2 separate regions of the Homo sapiens genome follow, and region 1 is linked to region 2. A link is a contact called in ENCODE Hi-C or POLR2A ChIA-PET data. All regions are on one chromosome and are shown on one strand. The core of a region is the stretch at or near the end of the contact, and the rest is flanking DNA. Distances in the headings are between cores, read along the strand shown. Region 1 holds the start of MIRLET7A1HG (miRlet-7a-1/let-7f-1/let-7d cluster host gene). Region 2 holds the start of AOPEP (aminopeptidase O (putative)).

Region 1 (2,700 bases), core at 109-2,608, 560 kb before region 2:
CAGTTTCTGCCCTTGAAGAGTTCCACATCCCCTGCAGCATAACCACACTCTTCCCCTGAACTGTACTCGATCTAGCTCTGGGGCCTGCTCTCTCCTTTCTCAATATATCTTCTAACCTCAAGAAGTCCTCCCCAAATCCTACCCATGGCTTAAGCTCAAGTTTCCCCCCCTCTAGTTTCTTGTTCACTTTAGCTCACAAAATAAAGTCCCCATTAAAAACAAAACGAAACAAACTCCTTTGGCACTTATTGCATACACTAATATGAGTGCTAAAAGGGGAGCTGATACCACCACCTAAGATCATAAATGTAAACGTACAGCATGTCAAGTACTATTTCCCATAGTTCTATTACAGACAAGGACCCACTTTTTTAAAAGTGTTGCACAAAGTCACAATGAATTACAAAAAGCAGAGCTACAGCCCAGGTCTTGCGGTTCCCAGCCATAAAATCTTAAAACTGGCAGAGACCTCAAACGACACCTTAACTAGTGATTTCAGAGTCCTAGCATGTGAAAGTTGTAATGGGGATGGAGGAACTGGGCTTTGGATTAATTTTAAAACAACAAAATCAAGGATTGCTTTGAAAAACATTTGAAGACAAAAATCTTCAAAACATGGGTTGGAAAAGATAACAAAAAAAAGCTCAGGGAGGCTGAGGTGGGAGGATCTCTAGAGTCCGGATGTCGAGGCTACAGTGAGCCGTGACCCACGCCACTGCACTCCAGCCCTGGAGAAAGAGCGAGAGACCGTGTCTCGAAAAAACAAACAACAAAAAAACCCTCAGACCCCAAAACGTCAAGGAATAAAAGTAAAAGGTTGGGCGGACACAACTCCTCCATTTGACAGATGAGCAAACTGAGGCACAGAACTCCAGGAGGCCTGGCCAAGGCCTCCTGGAGGGAACAGGGTCAGTTGACGGAAAAGAGCCAGAGGCTGCACGCTGGACAGCGTTCGGACCTTCCGGGTCGCGCACGTGTAAATTGCCCCCAGGAGCCTGAGGGAGCAAAGCAGCCGCCCCGCCCCGCGGGCAGCGCGTTCAGCGGCCACGTGACACAGCCAGCCCATCACGCGCAAAGGGCAGGGCCTGGAGGACACCACCCCCGCCACTCTCTCAGCCCTCCACTAGGAAAGAAGGAGATGGTATTGGTGGGCGGGCCAGACCCGCCTCCCCCACGGTGGCCACCCCGCGCGAGGCGGGCCCAGCCGCCGCCCTCCAGTGAGGGGACGGACGAGCTCAGCTAGGCCAAGGCGAAAGAGCGACGCGCACTTCAATCAGACGGCTTCACCAATGGGCTTGCGCGCTTTCCGCGGCGCCCGCCCCTGCATCGGCCTCCCGGCGACCGCGCTGCTTTCCCTCAGGCCGCCGCGGCGGCGCCCGCCCGCGCCTCCATCCGGGTCCTGGCGCGGTGCTCTCCCGGCAGCGACGGGCGCGAGGGCCGGGGCATTCCCACGGCCGCGACGGCCCTCTCCGCGAGCGCGAGGTGGGTATGGCGGACGCGGCAGCGAGCGCGGGTCCGTCGCCATTTTATTTCGCGGAGACTCGCGGCAGCGGGTGGGCAGAATGGGAGAGCCGTGCGCCGGCCCGCGCCTGTCCGGCTAACGCGGGCTGGGACTGGTGGGGCGGCCTGCCCCCTCCAGCGGGCGGGTGGCCCCGGGGGGCCGGCGGGCTGCTAGCGGAAGTCGCGGGCGCTCGGGGCACGGGGGAGGGGTGCCGCGTGGCCGCCGCGGGGCCGGCTCCAACCCCCTCCGCTTCCCGCCCAGCTCCTCACCGACAGGGCGGGGGAGGGGGGGTCATTCTTCACATTCCTTACCCCGCCCTTCCCCCCGCTTCAATCAAACTTGGGGCGGGCGGAAGGCCCGCCTTCCGGCCGGCGCCTGTTGGCCGGCGCCGCCTCTGACTGTGGCGTGACTGGTTGTAGGCGCCGCCAGGTGCCTCTGACGTCACTTCCGCTATCAAGTTTGTGGGCCGGGGAGACCTTGGCCTTGGGGGTTGGGATGAAGGAGGGAAGGTAGGAAGTGCGAGGGGCGGGGGGACAGGGCGGGAAGGCGCGGGCGGGGAGGGCGGGAGAGTCGTGGCTGGCTGCATGCCCCTGCTCCCCGCGGCCAAGTGCAGCCTCCCTTCCTGAAGCAGCTGCTGCGGCTGGAGGTCCGCTGCGGCAGCCGTCCTTGGCGAGGGGGAGGGGAACGCGGGAGCGGGAGGAAATCGTATCCCGGGGGACGGGGCTTGGAGATTTGCGACTCGGTGTCACCGGAAACAGCGCTGGCCTTTTGAGTCGACGCTGCAAACTCTTGGAACCGAGTGCCTCTCAGAAGGCTTGCTAATAAACTTCCCGGGCGGGCTCTAGTGTGAGGAATGTGGTAACCTGTATGTCCTTGGCCAGTAATGCCCTTCGGTCTTTCAACTTTTTACAGTAGATTCTGTGTCAGAGGTAATGGTATGTATTCTTCAACTTACCGGTTTTTAAAAAATTGACTAACGAGAGGGCGGGCAGACAGGAAAAAGGCAGGGAAGACAGTGAATGTTAAAATTTTGAGGTAAATCAGGAGACTGGTTGAGTTTTGCTTTTTAACTTCATTGATAATACTGCTTTCTTGGCATACAGTTCCTAAAGTTAAAGCATCATGTGGCATTCCTTTGCATTTATTTCTGTTGGCCTGAAGTATAAGAACATTGAATGTCAAATTCCAAATTTATGTGT
Region 2 (2,700 bases), core at 108-2,607:
ACTAGATCCTGTCACTTACGTGTTGATAACTCTTCACTAGTTTCCCCTTACACTTCGAATAAACTCGTATTCCTCACAGGAACCCAGAGAGTCTGTGCATGATGGGGACTCTCCTTGCCTTCTTGATCTCATCCTCTGTTCTTCCCATGACCTACTTTCTCACTTTCTCCAAGGCACCACATTCTGCCCCTTCCCTATTGCTTGCTCACATGTAGATTCTTCTCTTGGCTGTTCTTTCCTTAGCTCTCCACAGAGTTGGCTGCTTCTCAGTTTACTGAACCTCTTCAGAGGGCACTTTCTTGACATCTCAAATCAAAAGGTCACCTGTCTTCCTTTAATTTCTCAGCAACTTATTTTCCTTCTACTTTTTTTTTTTTTTTTGAGATGGAGTCTCGCTGTCGCCCAGGTTGGAGTGCAGTGGCGCGATCTCGGCTCACTGCAGGCTCCGCCCCCCGGGGTTCCCGCCATTCTCCTGCCTCAGCCTCCCGAGTAGCTGGGACTACAGGCGCCCACCACCTCGCCCGGCTAATTTTTTGTATTTTTAGTAGAGACGGGGTTTCACCGTGTTAGCCAGGATGGTCTCGATCTCCTGACTTTGTGATCCGCCTGCCTCGGCCTCCCAAAGTGCTGGGATTACAAGCGTGAGCCACCGCGCCCGGCCTTTCCTTCTACATTTAATGTTTGCTTTCTCAACTAGAAAGTAATCCCCATGAGGGAAGGCACAGCGTCTGTCTTGTTCCTGGTTGTTTCCCCAGCTTTTGTTAAGGGTGCTTGCCTGGCACACAGGAGGACCTTAAATTGTGGTGGAATTAATATGTGAACAATAGTCACATGCAGCAGAGGTGAGACTAGGCTAAGGAATAAAATTGCACATCTGTATTTCAGTAACTTTTTTTAAATTTTATTTGAAACAGGGTCTTGCTCTGTGGCTCAGGGTGGAGTGTAGTGGCACGTTCATAGCTCATTGCAGCCTCGAACTCCTGGACCTAAGCAATCCTCCTGCCTCAGCCTCCATAGTAGCTGGACCACAGGTGCACGCCACCACACTCGGCTAATTTTTTAATTTTTTTGTAGAGACGGGGCCTCCCCAGGTTGCCCAGGCTGGTGATTTTTTTCTTAAGCTTCATAAAGATTTTGCAATTAGGAATACTAGGGTACCAGGGCAACTCTACAAGCCCTAGCCAGCCAAGCTGCTCGCGCCCTCCTATGACCGCGGCAGCTCCGCGCCTGCGCAGATCTCCCCCGGGCGGTCTCGCCCTCTCATCCTAAGGGGGCGGGCCTAGCGGAAGGCGGGTCAGGCAGAATGCGGCCCCGGGCGCGTGTGGATGACGTCACCCGGCGCGTGCCGGGGTAGCCCGTAGTAACCCCGAGTCTGCGGAAGTGGTGACCCGTGGGACGCGGCTGAGACAGGTAACCTGTTCGCTCCCTGTTGGGTCCCTGCCTTCCTCTCCTCCGGCGTCGGGATGGCGGCGGGGACAGCATCATTCCGTTCTGAAGGCGACGGGGAACCCTCCCTTACCCTCACTTTTGCTCGACCAGCGAGGACCCGCATCCCCTCCTCAGTTCTCCCAGACTCCTGGGGCTGAAACCCATCCTGGGGACTGGGCGGAGCGGTCACATCTTACCACCTCAGCTGTAGAGGTGGCCACGGGCTCTGGCTGTCTTCTCCCCGGCGGCACAGACCTTTCTCAGCCTCTGGGTGCCTCCTCCTTCGTCTCTTGCCTCCAGGCCCTCGGTCACCTGCCGGTCTCGGCTTCTAGCCCCACAGGGCTCATCTCCAGTCTTAAGTAGGCAGAACAGTTTCGATTCGATTCATTTCCACTTGCAGTGAAACCCATCCGCCTCTTCTTCCCCCGGAGGATCTTTACTGAGAGCACCACATTTTGAGTTTTGGGGTCCCTATAGAACATTCATACTGTTAGTCTGGAGTTTTGTTCATGAACGCATGCATGGGCGGGGAGGGGGTGGCACAGTAATGTGATTATGATTATCTATTGTGATAATAAAATATCCACTTAGGATCCAATCCACTGTTGAGATGCATGGAACAGTTAATAGCATTGCATAAAATGCCCCTTGTACCTGATTTCTTTTTGGTTTTCGTGCAATGATGACAATTACCCTTGCAAAGGTAGCCCTCAAAATAAGTAACATAACCCGCTAGGGATGTTTAGATCGCAAAAAAACAACAATAAGGTTCATATGGTTGATAAAGAAATAATATGGGTTATTACAAAACCAGACAGAATAGATGCTGAGTATATGGGACGAGAAGCAGAATTCTGAAATCCTTGATCTCATTGATTGTTTGGTTTTGTATTTTTAAAATACTTTTAGTCTGTTCCATTTTTGAATAGTGTATATTGTGCTTCGTATAAGTCTGGGAAGCCTTCCAATGACTTGCTAATTGGGAAGATTAGATTCTTCCAATATTTGGGGGACAAAGTAGAATAAGGTTAGGGTATAATAATAGTTGCTTACTGTTGGCCCATCTGCTTTATCCCAGGTACTGTGTTCAACACTTTGCATATGTTTTCTCCTTACTTCATACAACCACCTCGTGAGTTAGGAATTATTACCCCCAATTTATAGAGAAGGAAATTGAGTTTCGGTTATATGAAATTGACTTGCTAAAAATTCACAGTTAACTAAATGGCAAAATCAAGATTTAAATTCAGGTCTGAATATAACTTCAAAGCC

The links. Hi-C counts contacts between places; a loop is a spot of excess contacts on that map. ChIA-PET counts read pairs that join two places held with the same protein, here RNA polymerase II (POLR2A). Pooled maps may share reads with other maps.
Region 1: a map of B cell shows a loop between it and region 2 (15-fold over the local background). The contact joins the promoter of MIRLET7A1HG here to the promoter of AOPEP in region 2. A Hi-C loop is called at or near these places in 5 of 168 maps with a recorded cell type or tissue (B cell, CD4-positive, alpha-beta T cell, CD8-positive, alpha-beta T cell and 1 more), 11 of 37 single-sample maps with no recorded cell type and 17 of 50 pooled maps. POLR2A ChIA-PET finds 5 or more read pairs at or near these places in 1 of 52 experiments (T-cell).

What each region holds. Positions count from the first base shown.
Region 1 is chr9:94,164,900-94,167,599 of GRCh38, forward strand. MIRLET7A1HG (miRlet-7a-1/let-7f-1/let-7d cluster host gene) reads left to right here and starts at 1,359. Exons shown (of 5, transcript NR_170278.1): 1 at 1,359-1,482. RefSeq lists an enhancer at 724-1,288 and silencers at 984-1,783, 2,014-2,083.
Region 2 is chr9:94,725,342-94,728,041 of GRCh38, forward strand. It overlaps AOPEP (aminopeptidase O (putative)), which reads left to right and starts at 1,358. Exons shown (of 17, transcript NM_001193329.3): 1 at 1,358-1,410. RefSeq lists enhancers at 970-1,139, 1,085-1,627, 1,150-1,629.